Regions from separate parts of the Homo sapiens genome. Here all the other regions are linked to region 3. A link is an interaction called in ENCODE POLR2A ChIA-PET data of the cell type or tissue named here. Cell type or tissue: MCF 10A. All regions are shown on one strand.

Region 1 (4,000 bases), 82 kb before region 3:
CCTCCTGGGCTCAAACGATATCGCCCACGGCCCCTCAACTCCCCATCCCACTTCGGCCTCCCAAAGTGCAAGGATTACAGGTGTGAGTCACTGCGCCAGCCTAAGTTAGGTGTTTAAATGATTCTAAGACACACATTCTTTCACATTTTGAAAATATTTTATTTTGAATTTTTAGACTTACAGAAAAGTTGCAAAAATAATTCAAAGAGTTTAAAAAATATACACCTCTCTCATCCCACTCCTTCTAATGGTAATATCTTAGAAAACCATATGACAATTATCAAGAACAAGAAATTAACAATTATACAATATCAATAACTAAACTTCAGACCTTATTTGAATTTTGCCAGTTTTTCTACTAACCTTTTTGTTTGTTTGTTTTTGAGACGGAGTCTCACTCTCGCTCAGACTGGAGTGCAGTGGTACCATCTGGGCTCACTGCAACCTCTGCTTCCCAGTTTCAAGCAATCCTCCCACGTTGGCCTCCCGAGTAGCCAGGACTACAGGCGTGTGCCACCACACCCAGCTAGTGACCTTTTTGTTGTTGTTGTTCTAGGATCTCACATTACATTTATTTGTTCTTAATCTCTTCCAGCCTATAACTGGTTCTCAGTCTTTTCTTAGCTTTTGTGACTTGGCACTTTTGAAGAGTACTCCTCAGTTATTTCTGTACAATGTCCCTCAATTTGACATTTTTTTCTAGAGAGAGAATCTCACGCTGTCACCCAGGCTGGAGTACATTGGCTCAATCATAGCTCACTGCATCCTTGACCTCCTGGGCTCAAGTGATCCTCCCATCTCAGCCTCTCAAGTACACACACATATATATAGTATTTATATATATATATAGTATTTATATATAGTTATGTTTGTTTTGTTTCTGAGACAGAATTTTGCTCTCTCTCTCTCTCTTTCTCTCTCTCTCTCTTTCTCTCTGTCTCTATATATATGTGTATGAAAAGTTACGCTATAACAAGTGTGGAAATACCAAGCAAATAAAAGTCTGTAAAAAGAATACCTCCTCTTCCTCTTTTCTTCCTCCTCCTCTTCTTCCTTTTCTTCATTACTTCTTCCTTCTTATCTTTCTTATTCTCTTCTTTTTTTTCTTTTTATTCTAACCTTTCTTTCTTCTTTTCCTTTTCCTCCTCTCCCTCCTCACCAATGCTCTTTCTCTCGTCTGTCCACTTTCCTCTCTCCATATTTCACCTACTAAAATAGTATTTATTTGGTCCACATTCCCGTAAAATTGCTGTTGTTTGGGGAAAAAAAACTCTAAGGAAACTCAGAAAGCTGTGTTACCCAAATCATTTACAATTTGAGTTGGTTGGAGAATATGCCATGGAGAAAGCCTGTTCGGAGATGATTAGCATGCCAGTCCAATGTCTTTTCCTACTTAAATTTTTAAGATAGTTTAGGACTCCGATAACTATTATGTCTTAGCTAGTGGTTATTCAGAAATAAAATAAAAAAACTGTACCATACTTTTTTTCACCAAGTAGAATTAGCTCAGAGCACAGTGCATTGGGTGTCTGGGCTTCTGGTAGGTGAGGCTGGGATGTGCAGGTAGAGATTATTGAGTACCGTAGTAGTACAGCAGCATCCAAGTTTAAATTTGAGGGTGGGTGTCAGCTTAGAAAATCTGAGTGCTTGCAAGGGCTGAGAATTTCTCCAGCCTTTCCTGCAGCTGTCAGAAGTGCCCTGTTTTGCCCTTCCCTCACACCTCCTCCCAATAATTCTATTACTCAGGGGAAGGAGACCTGGGAGGGTGAAATGACTCATTATTCTATTAGACAATGGGACGCTTGGGTTTTGACTAAGGCTGCTCAGACTGCCAGAGTCCCGACCTCCATGGCAATCCAGAGGCACAGGAAATCTGAGATTTAAAGTTGTGAACTCAGTATTGACATGAAAAATGCCACTTGTGTTGTGCTGAAACAGGTATGCTGATTATGTAACAGCTTCCAACACATTCCCTGCCGGTGGTGGGTTTTGATTGACATTTTATGAGCCTTATTACTCTTGAAAACAATACTGAAAATGCCATGACAAGCTCAGGATGGAAATATGAACACACGATCCTCTTCCTGCTGAACTAGAAAATAGCTTTTCGAAATTCTTGGAAGAAAGTGGAAAGTTCTTCATGTAGATTCATAATGATCAATCTCTTTTTGTTTCTTGGGAGGAGAAGGATCCTCAAATCTTATAGCAATTTAGCATGGTCTAGTCCCCAGAACTTTTCTTTGGGCTTCTTACAACTTACAAATAAATGTTGACTTCTAAAGTAGAGAGGGAAATGCATAGGATATCAATGGCTTGATAAATATTTACAGCAATAAATTACAGTTTTTTGCATTCATAGTAATTCCTTGGTAGAGGGAGTTTATTGTTTAAACAATATAGAGATGGAAATGCAGCAGAAATTCAGATTTTTTTCTGTGTTTTTTTTTCTTCTCTGTATAAGGTGATTTTTTTTCTTCTCTGTATAACAAATTTTCAAAGTAGAATGGAGGTTCAAGAATGTCAATGAAATATAAATGGTATGGTGCATTTGCTTTCATTGAATTGTTGGCTCTCCTTAAGTATATTAGGATAGCAAACTCTCTGAATTAGGATTTCAACCTCTTCGATTTCCTTCTGATTTTGTGTAACTAAAATATATAAATGAGACTGCACACAGGCCGGGCGCGGTGGCTCACGCCTGTAATCCCAGCACTTTGGGAGGCCGAGGAGGGCAGATCACGAGGTCAGGAGATCGAGACCATCCTGGCTAACACGGTGAAACCCCGTCTCTACTAAAAATACAAAAAAATTAGCCGGGCGTGGTGGCGGGCACCTGTAGTCCTAGCTACTCAGGAGGCTGAGGCAGAAGAATGGCGTGAATCTGGGAGGTGGAGCTTGCAGTGAGCCGAGATCGCGCCACTGCACTTCAGCCTGGGCGACAGAGCAAGACTCCATCTCAAAAAAATAAAAAAAATAAAAAAAAAATAAAGAGAGACTGCACGCACACTAGCATCCCTGGATTCCAAATACCTATCTGCTTTGTTATAAAATTAATAGTAATAATAGCAGCAACAATGGAAATAGTAGCTAGATTTATTGAGTTCATATTGTTTTTAACTTGTGAACCCAAGCAGTCCCATAGCCACTGTGCTATACTTTAGTGTTATTTTTAAAAATCACGCTCAACTAAAAATGGGAAGCCCAGGCAGCTGGTTTGGTGTCACTTCTCTGCTAAGATGAATGCCCTCTGCACCCTCAAGTGGTGAAGCAGGTATAGGCGGAATACATACAGAATGAAAAACTGTATTTGTGAAACACTTTGAAGGAAAGGTGTTGTGAAAATTGTGTTTTGTTAAGTATTGAGGGATATGGAATTAGAAATAATAGTACAGTTGAGACAGAAAGATCATTTTTCTGAAGCACATGTTTAGTGTCGGCAAAGGTTAAGCTGTTTTTGATGAACCTGTTTTCATGTGAAAATTACTATAAATGGTCAGCAGATACTTGCTTTTAAGGAGCCTACTTCTGATTGGTCAGCCAGATAAGCGTGTATGTGGTGATTGTTAAGAAGCAGCTGGTGTCAGTTTAAAAGAATGATGTTCTATCCTCTTCCGTCTTGACCAGTCTGAGAACAGTAACATCAATATTTGAAGTTATATATTCAATATTCATTACAATATTCTGAAACTAGTTGTTCATGGAAATATATCGGTAACTTAACACAATTCCAAATGCCATTTTTTATAGTTATACTTTTTTGCTGTTTCTTAAAATGATATTACTAGATCCATATTCTAATTGTTTCCAACCTAGGGACGGCTAAAAGTTATTTTTTTTTCTTTTTTTTTTTTTTTTTTTTTTTTTGAGACGGAGTCTCTCTCAGTCCCCCAGGCTGGAGTGTAGTGGCCCGATCTCGGCTCACTGCAAGCTCCGCCTCCCGGGTTCACGCCATTCTCCTGACTCAGCCTCCCTAGTAACTGGGGCTATAGGCGCCCGCCAC
Region 2 (4,000 bases), 64 kb before region 3:
TATATAATATATTATATATAATATATATCATAATATATATCATAATATATATAATCATATATATATATATTTAAGAGACAGGGCCTTTGCTCTGTCACCTAGGCTGAAGTACAGTGGTGTTATCATAGCTCACTGCAACCTCGGACTCCTGGGCTCAAGTGATCCTTCGGCATCAGCCTCCTGAGTAGCTAGGACTACATGTACACACCACCATACCCAGCTAATTTTTTTTTTTTTTAATTTTTTGTAGAGACAGGGTCTCACTGTGTTTCTCAGGCTAGTCTCAAATTCCTAGCCTCAAAAGATCCTCCTACCTCGGCCTTCTAAAGTATTGGGATGACAGATGTGAGTGCCTGAGCCCAGCTGTGATTTATATTTTAATGAACAAAAGATTAGAATAAAATTTGTAAAATTTTTATTTCTAACTATTTTTCATGGCTTGACATAAAATAAATGTGCATTTGGGCAAATACTGCATTTCAGTGAGGCATGTACTTCCATTGTGTGTTGAAATGTAAGTTGGCATAAAAGAACCAACAAAAAAGTCATTACAGTTTTATTATTTGTTGACAGCAAGAGAGAAAGAAATATTCTCTCAAGATGAACAATAATGTCCTGTTAACTGACTTAAAAAGAGCAAAGTTTAAATTGCTTATTCAGAGAACTCTACCTTCTAATACTTTGAGCTTCCTGGAAAAAGAAATGGGTTCTTGATAAGTTATGTGAATTGTGCTTCGACATAAATGTCAATGTTTGATCACAAGTTTTTTTTACCAAATGCCAATCTGCGAGGTCAGCTAGTTCAATGAGTCATTTTGCTTAATAAGGAAATTTAAGTAGTTGTTTCTATCCTTTGTTGTCACGTTGGAAATGCTTCAAAGAGAAGCTACTTGTTCTGATAAAATAGAATAATATGAACTTTGGAACTAGACAAAACTGAATTGAGTTTTGCCTTTGTCACTAAATTAACTGTGTGGTGTTGATATGTCCTTAAAACCCTTGAAGCTTTTACTTCCCAATCTATAAAATAGGGATGATAATACCTTCTTGGTAGAATGGGTTTTGAGATGACTTATCTACTATGTTTGTTATCCCCTGCCACTTGGTAATAATAATGGCTAGCATTTATTGAGTGTTTACCATGTTTCAGGAAACTTGTAAGCACTTTGTAAGTATTACCATATTTAATTCTCATGACAATCTTGCTGTCATTTGAATATTTGTCCTCCTAAAAACTTATTTTGAAATTTCATCCTGAAGGTGGAAGTATTGAGAGATGGGGCCTTAAAAAGGTTAATGGGTCATGAGAACTCTATCTCATGAATGAATCAATCCATTCTTGAATTAATGGATTAATGAATTACTAGGTTAGTAGATTAATGAGTTATCTCAGGAGTGACACTGGTGACTTGAAAGAGAGACCTGAGCTAGCAAGCTCAGCCCCCTCCCCACATGATGCCTTGTCCCACCTTGGAACTCTGCAGAAACTCCACACCAGCAAGACGGCCCTCACCAGATGCAACCCCTCAACCTTCTCAGACTCTGTAACTGTAAGAAATAAATTCCTTGTCTTTGTAAATTTCTCAGTTTCAGGTATTCCATTACAAACAACAGAAAACAGACTAAGACACGCCCTACAGGTGGATATAATCATTATTCTCATTTTGTAAATGAAGAAACAGAAACAATGACAACTTATGTAATTGGCCAAGTGAAATACTACTAATCATTAAGGCCAGCATTTAAGCTCTCATGGTGTTTTGCTCTAGTGACCCTATTTGTGACACTACATTATTCTTTACCTTGGTGGATACTCAGTAACTGGTTGCCATTTTTATTGACCATGGTAGTATAAAGCATCAAGTTTAGCACCTAGCTAGGAATCCAGGTGTTTTCTTGGTTCTCTCACTTACCCAGGATAATCAGGTCTTCAGCAAATCATGTCTATTGTACCTCCTAATCCCTCTTCTTCTAATTCACTTTTTCCTTGCTGCCTTTAATCTAAGCCACCATTCTTTCTCTCTTCCAGGCTAGGGCAGAAGCCTCCCAGTAGGCCCCTCCTTAGCTCCTTGAGTTCTTCTCCTCTCTCATCCAGAGTGCAGCCAGAAGGATCCTTTACAAAAAGAAGTGTGTGTGTGTGTGTGTGTGTGTGTGTGTGCATGTGTGTATGTGTGTGTGTGTGTCCCACCTAACTTAAGAGTTTGGGGGAATGCCCCCATTTCTTATAGCTTTTAGGAAAAAAACAAGGATCCCCATCATCGCGTTCAAGGTCCTACACTGAGGTGACATAGCTAGTATATTCAGCTAACTCTGAAAGGTCCTTTATTCACTTCCTTAGCAATATTAAACAAACCCTTGGACACATTAAATCCCTGTTCCCAGCTTTTGCAAATGCCATCCCCACTGCCTGGAATGTTCTTCCTCTTTTCCATTCACCTGGGTAAGTTTCACTTTTCCTTCATTTTAGCTTAAACCTCACTCCTTTGGAAAAGCCTTACTGTAATTCCAATCATACGTGTGTGTGTATATATGTATATGTATATATATATATATATATATGTGTGTGTGTGTCTGTGTGTGTGTCGGTGTGTGCATGTTATATGATTTGGCCGTGTCCCCACTCAAATCTCATTTTAAATTCCCACCTGTTGTGGGAGAGACCCAGTGGGAGGTAATTGAATCATGGGGGCAGATCTTTCCTGTGTTGTTCTTGTGATAGTGAATAAGTCTTGCGAGATCTGGTGGCTTTAAAAATGGAATTTTCCCTGCACAAGCTGTCTTCTCTTGTCTGCCACCATATGAGATGTGCCTTTCACCTTCCACCATGATTGTGAGGCCTCCCCAGCCACATGGAACTGTAAATCCAATAAACCTCTTTCTTTTGTAAATTGCCCAATCTCGGTTATGTCTTTATCAGCAGTGTGAAAATGGACTAATGCAGTAAACTGGTACCAGTAGAGTAGGGTGTTGCTGAAAAGATACCTGAAAATTTGGAAGTGACTTTGTAACTGGGTTACAGGCAGAGGTTGGAACAGTTTAGAGAGCTCATAAGAAGACAGGGAAATGTGGGAAAGTTTTGAACTTCCTAGAGACTTGTTGAATGACTTTGACAAAAATGCTGATAGTGATATGAACAATAAGGTCCAGGCTGTGGTGGTCTCAAATAGAGAGGAGGAACTTGTTGGGAACTGGAGCAAAGGTGACTCTTGTTATGTTTTAGGAAAGAGACTGGCAGTATTTTGTCCCTGCCCTAGAGATCTGTGGGACTTTGAACTTGAGAGAGATGATTTAGGGTATCTGGTGGAAGAAATTTCTAAGCAGCAAAACATTCAAGAGGTGACTTGGGTACTCTTAAATGCATTCAGTTTCAGAAGGGAAATGGAACATAAAATTTGGAAAATTTGCAGCCTAACAGTGCAGTAGAAGAGAAAATTCCATTTTCTGAGGAGAAATTCAAGCTGGCTGCAGAAATTTGCATAAGTAATGAGGAGCTGAATGTTAATCACCAAGACAATGGGGAAAATGTCTCCAGGGCATGTCAGAGACCTTTGTGGCAGTCCCTCCCATCACAGGCCTGGAGGCACAGGAGGAAAAAATGGTTTAATGGGCCACACCAAGGGTCACCATGCTGTGTGCAGCCTAGGGACTTGGTGCCCTACATCCCAGCCACTCCAGCTGTGGCTGAAAGGGGCCAACGCAGAGCTTGGGCCATGGCCTCAGAGGGTGCAAACCTCAAGCCTTGGCAGCTTCCACATGGTGTTGAGCCTTGTGAGTGCACAGAAGTCAAGAACTGAGGTTTGGGAACCTCCAACTAGATTTCAGAAGATGTATAGAAATGTCTGGATGCTCAGGCAGAAGTTTGCTTTAGGGGTGGGGTCCTCACAGAGAACCTCTCCTAGGGCAGTGCATTGGGCAGTGTGGGGTGGGAGCCCCCACACAGAGTCCCTACTGGAGTACTGCCTAGTGGAGCTGTGAGAAGAGGATCACTATCCTCCAGACC
Region 3 (4,000 bases):
TGCTTTGGTGGCTTGCTTAGGGCATAGTAAGCCACTAGGACTCCATGTTTCTATGACCAGGCAGTGGACTGAATTTGTTCCACAGACGCATTTTATTTAGCCCACAAAGTTTTAAGAATCTGGAAATTTTATTTGAATAATGTAGTTTTCAGATTTCTCTTGAAAAATGGGAAATACTGTAACTCAGTGCCTGCATTCTTGCATAGGAGCAGCCAGCTGGCTGGGGCTGTGCCTTTGCATAGGGCATTGCTGTGCCTTTGCATGGGGCATTGGCTCTCCAGGCCCACACAGGCCCCTCCAGTGTCCATTGGATTCCACCTAGCTTCCTTCACCCACTTGAGTTTTTTGCATGATGCCTCCACGCTGCACACCCACATTCTCTCTCTGGAGTTTGTCCCTCTCTGAGTGGCTTCTTTTGAAAGATTGTCTTGGGCCCCTGTACTCCTGGGCCTTCAGATCTTCCTTTACTTATCGCCTCTTCCCTTTTCTCTTTCCCCCAGTCAAAAAGAAGCTTTTGCAGTCTGGGCATGGTGGAGAGGAGCTCTTTTCATTCACTGTGCTTCTCTCTAACACTTTGTCTGTACCCCTGATTATGGCCTCCACTTCAGATGCCAGTCACACATCCAGGCTTCCCGTATTTCTGACCAACCAGCTGATCAGAGGTTCCCACGACACTCTCCTCGGGTTTGATATTTTATTAGAATGGATCACAGAACTCAGGAAGACACTTTACTTAATATGACCAATTTATTACAAAGGACACAATTCAAGAATGGCCAGACAGAAGAGATGCATGGGGCAGAAAGAGGCATGAAGCTTCCAAACCTTCTCTGGGAGCGCCACACTCCTTGTACCTGCATGTGCTCAGCACCCCTGAAACTCTCTGCACTCCATTGTGTAGGGTTTTTATGGAGGTGTCATTAAATAGGCATGATTGATTAAGTCATTGGCCTTTGGTGATTGAATTCAATCTACAGCCTATCTCCCCTCCATGGAGGTTGGAAGGTGGGGCTGAAAGGTGCCAACCCTCTCATCACATGGTCGGATCCTCTGGCAACCAGACCTCATCCTGAAGCTATTTAGGGGCCCATCAAGAGTAATCCTATTAGCATAATCTCAGGTGTGGTTAAAGAGCCTTATTATGAATAACCAAAGAGGTTCTTCTTACTCCTATCACTCAGGAGCTTACAAGAGTTTTAGGGAGCTCTGTGCCAGGAACTGGGGACTGAATATATATTTGTTATATCACACTATCAGTTTTGAAATTCAAAATGGCACAATCAAGATTATTCCTGTTTTCTCCCTTAACACACTCCTTCTCTGAGTCAATGAGTACATCTGTGCGGAGTGTCTCCCATTTGCCCTCCAGACCCACTCTTCCCATCTTTCCCATTCTCTCTGCCTGGAGAGCTGATCTGTATGGACTGTCTCAATGGACTTCTCTGCCTTCTGGCTTCTTTTTGGGTTTGGTCAATGGGCAGCTCTCCCAGGCAGTCTAAGGTAAAGAGGAGAGTAAAGGTGAGGTGTTTGCTTTTTGTGATTGTCTACATGTGCTGGGAACTACACTTTCTTTTCAAGCCTTTTGGCTTGAAAATGTTAACAGTGCCTGCTTGCTAACTTCAGGGAATGTCACTAGCTCTGGGGGTTGCTACAGCCTTCCCACATCTTTGTAAATAGTCTCTATTAAACACTCAAATTACTCTGTTTGAAAGTGCCATTTATTTCCTCTTGGGACTCTCACAGATAAAACGTTATGTGCAGTTGTTTATCCATAGAAATATTTAATAATATTTATACAGATTTTAAGTTTTGTCTAAAAATACATTCAATGTTAAAATGCAGCATCTGAACCTTATGTCAATGTAAGAGTTTTCTACAAAACAGTCATATGTGGTTCAAAACACAAGAGGCTGAATTGAAGCTTTTTAACTCCTACATCACAACCTTTTAACACACAAGGAATCCTGAGTGCACCAGTTTCTAAGAGAACCTAACAGTACTAAAGATGATCTAGAAAAAGAAAAGAAAAGAAAAGAAATGGGGATGAATTGTCTGAGGAAGAATTGTCAGTAACAAGTTCATCATGGCCGTCACCCTGCAGAAGACCCTAATCAGAAAACACAGCTTCACGCAGCTAAATTTTTAATGCTCTTCTAAATAATGTCTGAGGTTAGAATGTCAGCTTGGGAATCCCAAACATCCAGTAAAATGGGACACCTTTGCCACCTCTGTGAGAGTGTTCTGACCTTGTCTGTGTTTTTCTCCCCTTCAGTTCACTCAGCAACACAGGGAGGTGAGTAAAGGATTTGGCAGCACATTTGAGGCCCGGGGGAGAAAGAGTGCTTGCAGGCATGTCTCCACGTTGCGCGGAAAACATGATGTTTAGCTGTTGAAACTATTGTGAAACTTGGCTTTCTTCCTTAGTTTGCCTTTTTAATAAATTCCTAAATCATGATTTGATTCATAAATTACAAATATATGGTGTTTGTACATGTGAAATACAAGATCATAACCATGGAGAAAGGCCACCATTACCCATAGATTTTTAATCAAACAAATTGGTTTATTCTGATGTTTCTCTGATAATTTCTCTCCAGACCAGGGTTTTTTTTTTTTTTTTTTTTTTTTTCCCTTTCTGATAACACACCACACTTTTGGACTATCTACACAAATAGCTATGAAAAATGGCCTTGTTATAACTGAGGGAACTTCATTATATTGAAGTGCTTTTTGAAAAATATTCTAAAATATGAAAACTGGCCATCCGAACAGGAGAGCAGTATTTCTGAGGGTGTTCTGCTGGCTCGCCTCTCCACGTCTGACCTGTCTTCTTTGTGAGCTCTGAATCTTCCTGTCACCTCTTCAACAGCAGTGTGTTCTGCAAGTCCAGCCTTCTCCTCTCTGTGGCGTCCTTTCGGAGATCATCTGTACGCTCAAGGCTTCAGTTAATTACTTGAATAATGTATATATTTAAGCATCTTCTTCGCCTTTTTCTCTTCTGTTTTAGGTCTTCTCAGACTCCTCCTAGAACAATATAGAATAAATGCCACATAAGGTAAAAATTAAAAAATACATATATATATATAAGAAATTCAAATAAACTGTTTTGTAAAAGTAAGAGACAACATATGGATCAGTAATTTAAAAATATATCTCCGAACCTTCCCACATGATGACTTCTAAAGCTATAACTCTTACCTCGTAGTCTCTTTTGAACATAAGTTTTGCAAAAAGAATGGTCCCCAAAACCAAAACATTTCACGCACATGTTCTTCCATTACCGCAGATTTACCATGACCAAGATTAAACCCAATGAGAACATCTTCCTACCAAAACCCTTTAGACGGTCTGTTTCTGTCTGTGACACAATTACTCCCAGTAAACAAGTGTCACGTCTGTGTTTTTGCACATGTGTACCTAGGTATGTGTGCGCACACACACATGCATGTATGTATTAAGAAAGGAGTTAGTGTTTATTGTTTTAACCCCACTTCTTACTCTGGCTGTCCGTTCCCAGTCAGTTTCAAATCTTGGATTCTTCTTTTGAAATGACTCTTAAAGTCCCCCTTCTTCTCCATTCCAGTTGTGTTTCTTTTAATCCCAGGCTACAGTCCCCTCACTTCTGGACTATCACAACACCTGTCCAGTTGGCCTCTCTGTCTACTCTTTCCACGCCTAGGTTATAAATTACTCAGTTGTAGCTATTATACCTCATAACTTTCTGTTCCTTGACTTTGCTAATGCTTTCCTTCTGAAAAGGAATTTATTAATCTGGGCTGTTGGTCCTGTTCCTCTTAACATTTTGTCAACTATACTTCAATTACTTGCATCTGATTAACAGCTGCTGTGACTTTCCCTAAAGTAGAACATATTTCTTTATGTCTCTTTGATAACTCACTGCATTCATTGGTTGCCCTTGGCTGAAAAGCACATTGCTTATCAATGTGTTTTGTTCACAATGATCTGGCAGCCCAAGCATGATATTTAATGTAATTGATGT
Region 4 (4,000 bases), 54 kb before region 3:
AAGAGAGAGTCAGGTGCAAGGGGGTTGGGACTGCTACCTTTATGGGATTCTGTAACCAAGGGGTAGAAGATTCATGAAGATTCCTGGAACAAGGTGGAGATTTCTTGGAACTCTGGTACCACCCATTTTTGCACTAAATATGGATGTTTCTAGAACTGTCATAGCGCTGGTGGGTGTGTAATTTAAGATGTTAATGAGCATATAATAAGGTCCTAGGTGAAATCTAGGTCAAATCCAGTGCTATGTTGGGTCCGGTCCGTTTTAGGTCGGTCATAGCTTGGTCCACACCCAGATTTTTTCAGGATCTTATCTACCCCTAGCTTCTGCAGCTATTTCAACCGTTTCTTTTTGCTAGTCATGTGAAACTGCTGCCTGGAATTTTCTATGTTCCTACAATCACCCTGTATTATTCCTATGTCAATTTTAAAAGGAATTATTTGTCTCTGGGGATCTTCATGAGCTGTGGTTTCTCTGGGGATCTTGATGAGCTGTGGTTACATAGCTCTAAAATGGTCCTGAGGATGGGTCAGTTTTTACAAGTAGCCGGCAGCTTAAATGGGGTAGGCAGTTACACTGGTCATTTCACTGAATACATCAGCTGGCCTGGCATTTCACTTGAGGTCACCAATTCTGAGCCCCAGAGAGGAGCCAGCTGTTCACATTTCCAAAACCCCTATGTCAACGAATGGGTTTTGGAAATGTGATCAGCCTCATATTTAATATCGGGAGATACACAATAGATAAAAAATGTTGCCTTTGGAAGGATGTGACTTGAATAATGCTGCAAAAGGTGGAACACAATTTGAGTGAGTTAAGAAGCCCAGGGTAGTTATTTTGGAAGTTGCAGATTTGCTAGCCTGCTATGTTGAGATATCTCTGAAGACAGGGGCTCAACTCCACCAGGACCTGAGGTCTTTGCTTAAATAACCCCACATAAGGCCCTTGTTTCTTCCAAGGACCAAGAGAACTGAGAGCTCTGTTTCCTTTTTTTTTTTCTTTTTCTTTTTTTTTTTTTTTTGAGATGGAGTCTCGCTCTGCCGCCCAGGCTGGAGTGCAATGGCGCGATCTCGACTCACTGAAACCTCTGCCTCTCAGGTTGAAGCAATTCTCCTGCCTCAGCCTCCCAAGTAGCAGGGACTACAGGCACTCACCACCACTCCCGGATAATTTTTGTATTTTTAGTAGAGGCGGGGTTTCACCATATTGGCCAGGCTGGTCTTGAACTACTGACCTTGTGATCTGCCCACCTCGGCCTCCCAAAGTGCTGGGATTACAGGTGTGAGCCACCACGCCCGGCTGAGAACTATGTTTCTTAAACTTAATCTGCAACATGACTTTAATATTCTAAATCTCTAATTAGTAGCCTTGGGCTGGGGGAAGGCCCCCTGAAAGTTATTGATAAGAAAAGTTATGATATATTACTCACATGCATTATTTTTGCTCCAGGAAGATAAAGATCAAGAAGGGGCAGAATTCTGTGTCTTTCTGTGAGACTGTCTCTTTTTCAACATTTATTTAGTTTCCATGTGAAACTCCTTACACTGTTGTAAACTAGTTTCTTGCCCTGTACACAGCTTGCTGGGCCTGCTGCTGTTCTTGATGGCCTAGTAGGAAAGGAAATGGCTTGAGACACTTTCCACCTTTCCTAATCCTTCTTAAGCCTTGAATGATGTCAGTGCAAACACCAAGTGAAAAAAAAAATCTCACGTTGCCCCATTTCCCAACTGTTTGACCACTGCCTGTTCATGGACAGTGAACCCACTCATACCATAACAACTTTGCATCATTTTTTTTTTAAAGAATTGACTACACATCAAACACAAATGCCTAGGTCTTGGGTAGATTCCAACAAAACATTACAGTGAGAAAAATAAGAAAAAATATGTTACAGTGAGCAAAGCCCTCAGCCTCTGCACTGAATATCCTTAGCCCTTCATTTTCATCAGATTTTCTTGAATCACAGACCTAAGGAATTTATTTTCTCTACTTTGCAAAGGAGCTAACTGAGGCTGTAAAAGACAATGCTCCCAATGACTCTGACTTCAAGAGACAAGACTATGATAAGGACCAAGTTACTTTATTTCCAGCCTTCAATTTGATTTATTGTTTTTATTTATGCACTGCCTACTTCAAAAAGTGATTTGAGGGAGACTACAGATCAAATTCCCTTTCAAAATAGATCTCACTTCTTTGGGGGAAGATGAAAGGGTAAGGGTGAAGCAAGGTGACACATTTTAGTTGACAATCTCTAGACTTGGGCTGTCATAGACTAGAGTTGGATTCAGTTATCTAATTTGCACCGCCTTAATTAATGCTCCAGGTCTACAGGTACATAGTGTGAATTTAAAAGTTTGAAATATTCAGATCAAAATGGTTATAACTGTAACCATTCACCTATCATCCATCCATCCAACTCTCCATCCATCCATCCATCCATCCAAAAGACATTTATTGATCTCCTACTCAGTATTAAGCACTTGTCATATTGAGTGGGTGGTGGGAGGAGAGGATAGAGTCAGGTGTTAACGCATATATGTACACATAACTACAAATTATAGTAAGAGCTGTGTTAAATATGGCAACCATTTTTTAAGTCTAGAATTTATTTGAGGCTATGCAGTAGAGAAAATAACTCATTTATTTCTGGGTAAGTAGTTTAAGGATCACTTTTCCAAAGTGAAGTCTTTTCTTAAAAATAGAAATTTCTCATCTACAACATTCATCATAGAAAGAATGCAGCATTGCATCAGAACTGATGTTCTTGCTCATAAAATAAACAAAACACAATGGTGTCTCTATCTGTAGAATGTAGGTGTTGTAACACATCTGCCTAGAAGCTAGTTAAAATGCATGTTGTTCTTATATTTCAATTAGAAGTAAGCAGACTTGATTGTCTAACACAAAAACTCAGTTGCTTTGATGTATTTGTTTTTGCATATGGTTCAAATTATCATCAAAACTGTATTATCAGTGATAATATACTAATGCAGTAGGTTGACATTAGGGGCTGACTAGCTGACTGTTGCCATATATAATTAATCCAAAGTAATGTGATATGGCCTTTAAGATGTAAAAGAATTTACACAAATTATTTTCTCCCATTATTTCCAGAGATTAGATGTTATGGAAAAGACTTTTAAAAGATGACATGATTTAATAGCCTTTTCCTAAGTAGACTATAATACCTGTAATGCAGAAGAATTTAGAACTTTTAGACATGCATCTAGTTTACACATTTAAAAGCTAAATGTATATCGTATATTGTGAAGTTCCTTTCTTTGAAATTTTTTTAAAAATCAGATTTGAAAAGCCTTTTTGCCTATGATGTTTTAGAGATAATACTGCTGGAAAGCAAGAACCTGACATAAAAGTCCATAACGATAGCTTTCTAGGCTCTAATCCTGTGATTCCACTAGAAATATCTTTTGGGTGGGCATGACATTAACCATCCTGTCTTACAAATACAATAGAATATTTAATGATCTTCCATTGTATTCTGGAAAATAGACTGCATTCTCTTTCTCTATCTGCCTCCCTCTTTCTCCCTTCTCTTGTCCTTTCTGGTACTTTGCCAGAAACCGCCTGTTTCTTTCCTGGAGTCCAGTAATTGAAGGTAATTTTTTGGAAGATGGTTTCAATTATCTAAAGCCAGTGGAATGTTTAACTGCCCCTTGCTATTCGTGAACTTGTTTACAGTGGGATTTCAGATGAATTCAGATTACATGCAACCAGATGTTATCTGCTATGGTTACTTTTTTTTTTTTTTGGTGAAGGAAAATTGTATGAGGGAGGGGTCTTTGATATCATATTTAGATCAACTGCCCTCAAATTCTTGGAAGTGTGCCCCTGGGATAAAGTTTTGGGGTAAACTTTTGATCCCAACCAATGAACATCCAAATATGAGAATATACATTCTCTGTGTAATAAATTTAAGATCTTCCCATTTTCTGTGTGTCTTTATATGATACTAATCCAAAAAAATTGCCTCACAAAAATATTT

Evidence for each region. ChIA-PET counts read pairs that join two places held together with the same protein. Peaks named below come from ENCODE experiments on the same cell type or tissue, not always from the same donor. Only the 100,000 strongest peaks of a DNase experiment are listed, where the experiment ranks them.
Region 1: POLR2A ChIA-PET joins it to region 3 with 18 read pairs; 2 of 35 experiments call an interaction of 5 or more read pairs at or near these places.
Region 2: POLR2A ChIA-PET joins it to region 3 with 13 read pairs; 4 of 35 experiments call an interaction of 5 or more read pairs at or near these places.
Region 4: POLR2A ChIA-PET joins it to region 3 with 20 read pairs; 5 of 35 experiments call an interaction of 5 or more read pairs at or near these places.

What each region holds. Positions count from the first base shown.
Region 1 is chr20:14,961,615-14,965,614 of GRCh38, forward strand. All of the region lies in intron 5 of MACROD2 (mono-ADP ribosylhydrolase 2), which reads left to right. Among named protein-coding and RNA genes, the nearest start is that of MACROD2-AS1, 34 kb to the left of the region's middle. In MCF 10A, no CTCF peak of the experiment used is centred here; a DNase peak (open chromatin) is centred at 1,787.
Region 2 is chr20:14,978,895-14,982,894 of GRCh38, forward strand. The region is part of intron 5 of MACROD2 (mono-ADP ribosylhydrolase 2); the gene reads left to right. Among named protein-coding and RNA genes, the nearest start is that of MACROD2-AS1, 51 kb to the left of the region's middle. In MCF 10A, no CTCF peak of the experiment used is centred here; no DNase peak of the experiment used is centred here.
Region 3 is chr20:15,043,116-15,047,115 of GRCh38, forward strand. All of the region lies in intron 5 of MACROD2 (mono-ADP ribosylhydrolase 2), which reads left to right. Among named protein-coding and RNA genes, the nearest start is that of MACROD2-AS1, 120 kb to the left of the region's middle. In MCF 10A, no CTCF peak of the experiment used is centred here; a DNase peak (open chromatin) is centred at 2,326.
Region 4 is chr20:14,989,514-14,993,513 of GRCh38, forward strand. All of the region lies in intron 5 of MACROD2 (mono-ADP ribosylhydrolase 2), which reads left to right. Among named protein-coding and RNA genes, the nearest start is that of MACROD2-AS1, 62 kb to the left of the region's middle. In MCF 10A, no CTCF peak of the experiment used is centred here; DNase peaks (open chromatin) are centred at 1,718, 2,778 and 3,578.